Linked DNA regions of Homo sapiens: region 2 is linked to region 1. A link is a loop called in an ENCODE intact Hi-C map of the cell type or tissue named here. Cell type or tissue: heart left ventricle. All regions are shown on one strand. Region 1 overlaps TBC1D22A (TBC1 domain family member 22A). Region 2 overlaps TBC1D22A (TBC1 domain family member 22A).

Region 1 (5,000 bases):
GGCTGTGCTCACTGTGGTAGAAAGCCTGGCTCTTGAGGTGCCGGGATGAAAACCAGCCATACGCTTCTTTCTTTAGCACTCTGTAGAGATTTGATTCCTAATCCCACATAATGGTGCCTGCTATTTGTAACTGATGATGAAAGGCTGGCGCGTAAACCCCCCACAGCACCGCCTCCGCTTCAGCAAACATCTCGAACAAAATGAAAAGGTGCTAGAATAAGTGATGGGACACTCAAGGGAAGAGAGGTGGCTTGTTCCAGAAAACTCAACCTCCTGAAGAATTGAATTTCATCAGAATTGGTGAAGAGTAGAAAATTTCATACACACTGAATCTGTGATTTTTTAAAAAATCTTTATTATATGTAACTCAAAATATAGACAAGGTGTGAGTCCTGAGCGTGAGTTTTTTGGCAGAAGCAGCTCAAACTCACAGCAGAGTCACCAGCATCCCTCGCATCCTCCTAGCACACTGCTCAGGATGTGAATTCCCAGAGAGCTCAAGGCTGCTGTCACCACGCAGGCAGAATGAAACTCAGCCACAAAGAGAACGGCCTGAAGTTCTTTTCCCTGTTTTACATCTTCTCAGATAAAAAGCATGCCAGGAGTATACTCTTTTATTTTTATTTATTTATTTTTTGAGATGGAGTCTCGCTCTGCCACCCAGGCTGGAGTGCAGTGGCGCAAGCTTGGCTCCCTGCAACCTCCGCCTCCCGGGTTCAAGCAATTCTCATGCCTCAGCCTCTGAGTAGCTAAGAATACAGGTGTGGGCCACCACACTTGGCTAATTTTTTCTGTTTTTAGTAGAGACGGGGTTTTGCCATGTTGCCCATGATTGGTCTCGAACTCCTGAGCTCAGGCAATCCACCCACCTTGGCCTCCCAAAGTGCTAGGATTACAGGCATGAGCCACCGCGCCCGGCCAGGAGTATACTTTTTAAAGACCGCATTTCAATGGAGAGAGCGCTTGGAAGAAAAAATCGAATGCAGCACACAGGCCCAGGGCAGAAGGCGACAGGAAACGGCCCGGGCTCCTGGCACCCCCATGGCGGAGGGTGCGAAGGAGAGCTCACCTGGTAGGTGTCCCACAGGCGGATGGTACAACGCAGGGGCACCTCCCTCATCAGCAGGTTGTTCATCCAGCGGAAGGCAAACTGCAGGTATCTCACTTCGTGTTGGTCCAGGTGCCGGTGCACTTGCTCTGCACAAAACAAACACAGGCCCCAAGGCTGTCAGGGGAGCCCTATGGAGGCACTGGCAGCCAGGTCACTTGTCCCCCAAGGGCCTGCGCCCGCCTCAGAACCCCACTCCAACAGGGAATCCCAAGCAACAACCCCCAAGGAGCAAAGAACTGATTCTATTAATGAGAGACTACAGCTCTCCCTTCCTACAGGAAAGCGAAAGATGGTGGTGCTGCTGAAGTGATGATTATAATCATGGACATGTTCGGGTGCTTCACGCCCTAACACCCAGGAAGATGGGGGGGCTTGAGTCGACACCCACACCGTGGGGCTCCACAGATAGGCGCTCTTTCCCCGCTCCACAGAAGCTCCACAGACCCAGGCTGGTGTCCCAGGAGGGGCTTAGAGAGAGGAGATGAGCTTGCCAGCTCCTCAGGAGGGGCCCAATCTTGTCCAGGGAAATGCTCCACCTATGCCTGGACCCAACCGTTGAGTGCGCAAGTGGGACACAAGGCCTGCAGGCCAGGTGAAGGACACCCCTCGACTGCAGGATGGGGACACCCCTGACACAGCTGGGCCTCTGGAAAGAGCCAGGCTTTACCAAGCATCACTCCCAGAAGCACACGCTCACACCAGCCACATGCGCTCCCCTCTCATCAAGCTGTGGTGGGCGGCAGCTTTGCAGCCTCAGCTCAGACCCCGTGCTCCCTGCCTCACCCCCTGCTGAGTCCTGGCGGTGTCACTCCTGGAGGCAAAATCCCAGTGATCATGGTGCCTATGCTCCTCTTTCCAACATTCTGCCCATGAGGTCCTACTCTAAAGGGCCTAGAAGAATGGGTGCTGCTTTATAAAAACAAATAATCATTACTAATTATTGCCCAATTGAGCCGGATAGTGGATCCTTGGTTTTTAAAACGCAGGTGCACCTGAGGGCTGCTGAGAGCCTTCTTTCTGCAGCTCACTTCCTTACCCTGCTTCCAAGTTACACCTCCCTTCTCTCCACGCTTACCTAATCCTGGCTTGCCCTGAGAAGTGACCCCGAAACACTTCACAGGGATCGCCATTCCCTCAAAGAAAGTTCTAGAAATGGCAAATAAACAAATACCAGAGAAAAGCTAGTGTTCTGTTTACTGGTTTGTTTTACTCAAGTCCCTGGTAACTTGCAATATTTCAGCAACAAGCGAGAAGCAGGGGGAAGAGGAACAGGAGGGTCCATCCTGCAATGCCGTCCACCTGACGGACCAGGAGCTCTACTAAGACATGCGGGTGCCGGCCTGGACTTCAGGGCCGTGGGACCGGGAGCTGCCCTCACCTAAGGACAGGGGCTGGTTTCCAAGCAGGCTCCACTAAGCTGGCCCTGGAAAAGCATGGGCAGCTCTGGTCCCATGATGGGACCCTGCTGTGGCGGGAGCTGGTCCCTTCACTGTCTCTGCCCTCACTGTCACCCTCCTCCCCTAAACCACTGCTGTCCTCAGCTGACCAGGGCAAACGTGCTGGGGCGGGGCTCCTGTAGGGCTGGGTGTCAGGGGATGCCTGCAGGATGAGGCCTGCTTCACACTGTGGGGTAGATGCAGCAATACACGCTCCATTCCAACACGACAGTGAATAATTAATTGTGGAAACTGCAGAACTGGGTGGAGCAGAACAGCAAAGGCTGTTCTGAGCCCCAGGGGCCAGCCTGGGAGGAAGTCACCAGGGAGGCTGGACAGCCTTGCCCACGACCCACAGGACTGCCCTCCAGGAGGCTGCCTGGACCCAGAGGCACCCACACCCCCACCACTGTGCGCTGCCTCTGCGGTAACAAACTTGAGCACTAAGGGCTCCAGGCCTGCAGAGAGAGCAGGTACAAGCAGGCCAGGCAGGCCCCGGAGGCAGGCGGGGGTGGGGGTCCCTGGCAGCAGAGCAGCCTGCAGGGCAGCTCCTCCAGATGGCATCTGCTCACCTCAGATACTCAGTTGCTACAGCAGGGGGTTGGTTGGCTTTTTGCTTTATGAAGAGGTCTGGCGCAGACTACACACACGGCCACAGATGCCCACACTTCTTCATTAGCAAGCCCACCTGTCTCCCCTGCCCCCAGGAGAGCTTCAGAGGTGGAACATTTGGGTGGACGAGTGGCTGGGAACGCTGGTGCCTCAGGACTCAGGGAGCCTGACGCATCAGTGCCAGAGTCGGCTGCAAGCAAAGAGCGTCACACGCGAGCAGCAAGGACAGTTTATTCTGAGCGACTGAAAATGTTATTTGTGTATTAAAACCAAAACCAATGCATAATATGCCATAAAGTCAATTATCGTCATCAGTTGTTAGGATAAAACTGCGATTTCAATGCAATTTCATCTTTGCACTGGGCCTGTTCGAGCTCCGTCGTCCAAAGTCCCCGGCACATAGGCCAGGGATTGCCTCCCCTGCCTTGGAGCACTTCTGAAAGGTGTTGGGCTAGAAACGTTTGAGGAGCCAGGCCCAGAGACAGCCGGGGCACAGGGAACGCAGGGGCCCGCTTGCAGGGCAAGGAAGGCCTGATGCCAGGGTGCAGTGGGCTTGGCAGTGACCTCAGGGATTCCCAAACAGGGCTGGACATCATCGTGTCTTCATCTTCCTCCTCCCCCTCCTCTTCATCATCACCACGGGAGCACAGGAGCTGTTAAATACAGATTCTCATCTCGACTCTCAGTCAGACTCTTCCAGGTGGGATGTCAGAGACTCTAGAGAAGATGCTGACGTGCCAGTGACATCTCTGCACTGGGAACGCCTCAGAGGGCAGGTCACACAAGGACGCGGCACCACACAGGCTCACAGAGACAGGAAGGACAGGTCCCAGTGGCTCACGCAGGACACCCACTCCAAGAGCTCCACACTGAGGGAGGGGAGGGCTGCAGTGCAGGTCCAGAGGCAGCGCCAGCGTGTTGCTCACTTAACAGCTTCCTTCTAATCCACTGCCGCTTTATTAAAGACATTTATTTTTAAAATAAAACTAATTTCACTACCAAAAAATGGTTCCCATAGTCTCTAATAAGTAAAGGGCAGCGCGGCAAGTGGAGAGAACAAAACGGTGCTGCCGAGGGGCCCCTGAGGCTGAAGCCCCCGCAGAATTTAATCCCACGGCTGCTCATCCCTCGGGGGACAGAGAGACCAAAGGGGGTGCCAGGAGGTGTCTCAGGATCCCCACAGATGAAGAGACACTGGCCCCCAGAATGAAGTCAGAGTGCCTAAGAAAGGCACCAGACCCCCACTCCCTCCTCGGCCTTCACCGCTGCCTTCCCCTGCAATGCCATGCCTCCTGCGGTGGCACCAGGTGACCAACAACACCCATGCTACCACGCAGGCTTCCCCGCGCCCCGGGCTCACCCTCATGGCAGCCTTCCACCAGGGCACCTGTCTCTGCTCAGTGCGAGGCTACCCAGACGTCAAAACTCCTGGATGCTTCCAGAAACACCCCAAGCTGTGAGCCTCCCCCTCTTCTTCGTTCTATACACACCTCTATGGAAGCATTTATCACGAAAGGGGCATAAGTGCTCAGGGTGCCTGCCCACCCTGGGGTGTGAGCTGGTCAGGTGTGGGTCCAGGTCTGTGTCGCCTTTGTTTCCCCGGCCCCCAGTACACACAACTGAGCATCCATGAGTGTCTGTCAGGTGACTGTGATGAACGAATGAGTACAGAGAGCAAACAGGTAACCGGAAGATGGACACATTCCCAGCCTGGCCGTCCTCCTCTACTTCTATTTCTCAACACAGCAATAGCGAGGAGTTTTCCAGCCACACCCTAGAACATGACGTTCTTTTCAAAGAACTTACAGAATCATTTCTAACCTGAAGTTAATCTGCAGCTA
Region 2 (5,000 bases), 62 kb after region 1:
CCTACATCATGAAAAGTAACAGCAAAAACCACACGTCTTTCCTCAACGGAACCTTTTAGCTAATATATTCAAATTAAACTTGGAGTCTAAACCTTAGACCACAGGCTATAAAAGCCATATTCTGATGATTCTGAATCAAGTAGATGAGCTGAGACCTCTTCACTTAGTGGTATCAGGAACAACCTTTACCGCAATGGCTCAGGAAAAGCCAAGCCCTGCTAGGCAATGCAGATGTCAAGTGACAACCCCATCTCTGTGTCTCTCAGATGAGGGCCCCCCTTTGAGCTGGGATAACAGGGATGCTGGCAGAACATGCAGACCCTCCCGGGAGGCCCCAGCTCTCAGCAGAGAGCCATCTACATGCGAACACCCGTGATGATCTTGGTGTTTGGTCCCTCAGAAAACGATTACCGACCCAAACCGCGCTCTGGGCTTTGACCCTCCTCTATCTGACAAGTCCTGCTCTGTCAGCAAAATTCACTGTCCCCTGTAATCTACTTCTTCCCACCTTTGGGTCTTTGGGGTCGAGTGCCTTCTGTCCCCTCATGCCATACTCACCCGTCTACCCTCCACCCCGAGTGAGCTTCCGGAGCAGGCCTCACCCTTACTCGCCACTATGCCCGGGTGTGGAGCACAGCACCTCACAGGAAGCGAGTGTCTAGAAAGGATGTACTGGCCTCAAATAAACTAAGACGCCCACACCCACTCCAGGGCCCATCCATCCCCCTCAGCTGTTCCTCTGTAGTATCAGCTGGCTCCAGTCCTCATTCCTGACTCACCTACCAACAAGGTCCTTCCCAGGTACTGTGTGGGAATCTGCCCCTACACCATGCCATAGGATTGGCCGTCACTGGGAGACCTGTGGCTTTTCTACAGAAATCTCAGCCACTAACCCTAGCTGATGCAGAGACCCGCAGGGTCCCCACTGTGGTGCAGGGGACTCCCACCAGCTCGTGTTGCTCTCTGGGAGCAGGCACAGCTGCAGCGCCCCACGCACCTGGAGCCCTGGCCACCAATACTGCAGGCGAGGGCTCACAGCCTGGTGTCAGAGGCCAGGAGCTGTGGCCCCCGATCTGAGGCCCTTTAAGGAGGATCCCTCTTAGCACAGCTAGCCACACACACATAGCTACCGTGAGCCTGTGCCCTATTTGGTGGTGGTGGCTACAGTCTGCAGGCAGCAGGGGATCAGACTCTGCACCTCGCCTTCCCACTGGGCCCTCAGCAGGACACGTGACCGTGCCCAGAACGAGGGGCACATACACTGTGTCTCACCCCTCGTCAACCCGGAGGGGTCTGTGCTATTCCAGATGTAGAAAAGTGAGGCTTCAGGAGGGACTGCATGGCCACACTGAGACTCAGGAGCAGCCTAAGGCCTCAGGCTCTCTTCACCGCAGGGGCTGTGGGCGTGGGCTGTGTCCCGTGGGCGCGGGCGCTCACCTGAATGCCATCCAGCAGCTTGCTCATGCACCAGTAGGTGTCGGCCTCGATGTTGCACAGCACCTCTGCGGGCACGCCGGAGACGTCCACCGTGTCCACCTCCTCTGCCTCTGGGCGGCGCCGAGCATGCAAAAGACAAGGAGACTTAGCCACACGGGACCTCGACCCACGAGGGGGCCCACGGAGGAACAGAGCTGAGCCTGCATCCAGCTCCCTCCACCCACTCTCATCAGTCTAGCTAAATGACTCATGCAGCCTTCCACCTCATCACTTAATGCTTCTCAATCTTAACACCTAATTAGTTGCAGATAATTAATATTCTGAATCTTCTCCAATTAATTAACATAATTAATACATTATAAACTATTGCTTCTCAGGCATTTCACATTCTAATAAGAGAGAAAATAGAATATATTACTTAATCCTAACAGATCTGAAAGTTTTTTCCTAAGATTTTGAAAACTCTGCTTCTGATATATTTACATATTCATTTGGCAATAATTCCTCTAAAAACCTCTTTCCAAAGTTAGAGTTTCCAAAACTGCACTGGGTAAATACTTCCATGCTATGATCAAAACCCCAGAAAGCCGTACCACAGATGTGCGTCAAAGATAGAACAGACAATGGCGCTCTAAATAATTTCCTTCTTAAAGTACAAAAAACCGAATGAGAAAACACAATCTAAAAGTTTTTAAAATGCAAAACAGATGCCTAATTGAAATGGCTTATCAGATATTTGAACAAACTAATTTTAGATCCTTACAAAACTGTTGTCATCCAGCAAAATACTCATAAATGTTTTAAAAATTATCTTCCCTATTTTTAATTTTTTTTTACTTTAGTTTTATTTGCATGGCATCTTCGCAAGGAAAACGTTCTTTAAGAAAAGAAACATTTCAACCCAGAATATATGTAGAAAGGTTGAAGCAGATAAACATCACAATCCTGATACGGATGATGCTGCCGCTGGTGTTGACCGGGGTCTGCTGACGCGCCAGGCCCTCTCCTGCGCACTGTGAATGTGCGTGCTCATTTCAGCTGTCACCACTCTGCTGTCACCACCCTTGAGCCCCGGACAACAGCGGGGTAAAGAGGGGCAGGGCCGTGGCTATGCCGAGCAGCCTGGTACACATGGGGAGGGGGGTGCCAGATGCAGCCCCACCTACTGGTCCCAGAACCCAGGTCCCTAAGTGCTCCCTGAGGACCCAGAGGCCCACCTCACATTCGTGTCGTGTACAGTCCTATCCCATCGCGCTGCTTCCCCAGTCGCAGCCCTGCACAATTGCTAACTCACACTGAAGTGTGTGACTGGAAGAGACGAGGTGACACGCCACCTCCCACGGTTCTTGGTTCACCCCAGAACCAGCAGGATAAAAGGGCAAGAGCGCCTCCGTGTCTGACCCTCCAGCAGGAGTGAGCAGCTGGGCGCTCGAGGGCCTGGACAGGGAGGCAACAGCCCTGGACACATCCAACATGGCGGGACCTGCGGGAACGTGGGAGGGTGGGCGGATTCCAGCCAGTTCGCACATCACTCCTCTCTCTGGGGTGCTGGGGGTGGACCCTCAGTCACTCCATGGGTATTGCTTTGATTTGGTTCTGGGTTTTGTAAACGGAGAGATAATTCATCCGCCATAAAATCCACTCTTTAGCGTGTGCGACAGAGTGGTCTTGAGTAGGGTCACAAGCGTCACCGCTAGTTCCAGAGCCTTTGCATCACCACGGAAAGAAACCCTGGACCCTTCAGCAGCCGCTCCCCACTCCCCACCCCACGCCTGGCAACCACGAACCTGCCTCTGTCTCTATGGAGTTGCCTATTCTGGACATTTCACACTGCTGGAATCAGGCTCTGCGGCCCTCTGTGACTGGCTCCTTCTCACTGAGCACAATGTTCTCCAGAGTCATCCATGCGGCAGCCCGTGTCAATGCCTCACTCCTCTTCACGACTGAGCCGCACCCCTACGGCCAGGCCACGCCGCGTCTCTGCATGCCTCGGCTGGTAGACCCTGGGCTGTCTCCACCAAGGGGTAATGTGGACACAGAGAGCCGGTCCCGTGGGCGGGATCTGTCCCTATACACCAGGCACCAGGCACAGACATGAGTGAGAGACCTGACGCCCTCAAGATGCTCATGAATTAAAGGGGAAAACAAGCGACTTTAAAGATTGGAAACATCAATGTTAGGTGTCGGAGTCACCCAGTGGCATGGGGAAATGGATGGGTTCCTCCTGGGACCCGGGCTTGTGAAGGACACCATTGTCCACAGCATACCGGGTGCAACCAGGCCCTCACTCTCTTGGCCCATGTTTTCACCCTAAAAGGCAGGTCCCAGTTCCCCATTCCTCGAATGCGGGGCTAGGATGACAAGTGCTGCTGGCTGGCCATGGCTCTGTCCCCTGACCCTCCTCCCAGCCGGGTGTGCCCATGACACCAGCACTCTCCTGGTGGTTCTGTCCACCCACCGGCTCCCTGCCGGGCTGCAGGCTCTCCCTCCAGCAAGTGGCAAGGTGTCTGGTCTCAAAACTCTGCTGGCGCAGGAGCCCGGGTTGACCTGAGCACACCCTCTGATGAAGCCCCCACAGGGACTCCCAGGGAAAGGCCCTGTCTCCCAATTTCCCACGGCAGCCCAAGGTGGGAGGTGTTATTTCTGCCGGTTCACAGATGCAGAAACTAAGCCTCCACGCGCTGATCAGTGTGCTTTGTGAGGCAATGGTGGGAGTGAGCAGGACAGGCCTGCCTCGACTCCAAGTCCAGCCCCCTCGTAACGCCTTTCCTACTGGAAGGACCGGCAGCAAAAGCCAAGCAAATAGACAGGAGGGTAAGTGGCCTCCCCCTGGCATCACTTCCTCCCTGGGAAAACAGTTTGGGCAGAATCAACTCAACGTTCTGCTGGCCTAGAGTGGGTCTGATTTTATTTCCTCTTCTCAGGGAACTGAATCAGCAGCAATCATCAGCAGGCTTCCTCTGAGAAGTTTCCCATCGACGTATCCTCTTTCAAGGGCCTTCCAAGCATGGAGACATTTCCTCAGAGATAATAAGAGTAAACAGGGAACTAAGGCCTCCCAGACCTTGACAGCCTCTGCCTGAGTGCACAGATGCAGCTGGGCTGTGGCAGCTCCGACTCGCAGAGCCAGGCGCCGCGTGAGCCAGGCAGGAGCCTCGCTCTCTTGGTCTGTTTAGCTGGCTTGTTATTTTATCTGAGGAAATGTCAGTGGCCTATTCTAGGTGTCATTTCTCACAATGGGCCATTTGTTACTCTTCAAGGTAATGAAGTAATGGCATTTAACTCAGAGAGCCCCCGTGGTGATTTGTCTTCTAAACGCCAGGAGAATTGGAATTACCCTTATTGTTAGAATGAGATAAATATCCCCCGCCAGAGAAAGCATCCCCCACTTTGGCAAAGGCACACAGAGTGGCACAGGGCACTCTGGACTCCAGGCTGTGACAGCGGGGTGAGGGCCAGGACAAGCTGCAGAAAATACCCACGGGCTGGTGTGTCTGGCCCCTGGGGAGATAGCCTGGGAAGGTCCAAGGCCACCCAGAGGAGCCCTGTCCCTGGGTGTATGG

The links. A loop is a pair of places that touch in the nucleus more often than their neighbours do. Peaks named below come from ENCODE experiments on the same cell type or tissue, not always from the same donor. Only the 100,000 strongest peaks of a DNase experiment are listed, where the experiment ranks them.
Region 2: a loop joins it to region 1, with 2.4 times the contacts of the local background. A loop is called at or near these places in 1 of 110 quality-filtered maps.

The regions. Positions count from the first base shown.
Region 1 is chr22:47,033,268-47,038,267 of GRCh38, reverse strand. It overlaps TBC1D22A (TBC1 domain family member 22A), which reads right to left. Exons shown (of 13, transcript NM_014346.5): 11 at 1,070-1,197. Among named protein-coding and RNA genes, the nearest start is that of TBC1D22A-AS1, 120 kb to the right of the region's middle. In heart left ventricle, no CTCF peak of the experiment used is centred here; a DNase peak (open chromatin) is centred at 2,967.
Region 2 is chr22:46,970,837-46,975,836 of GRCh38, reverse strand. TBC1D22A (TBC1 domain family member 22A) reads right to left here. Exons shown (of 13, transcript NM_014346.5): 9 at 1,438-1,547. Among named protein-coding and RNA genes, the nearest start is that of TBC1D22A-AS1, 57 kb to the right of the region's middle. In heart left ventricle, no CTCF peak of the experiment used is centred here; DNase peaks (open chromatin) are centred at 2,492, 4,173, 4,556 and 4,911; H3K27ac peaks cover 1,406 bases.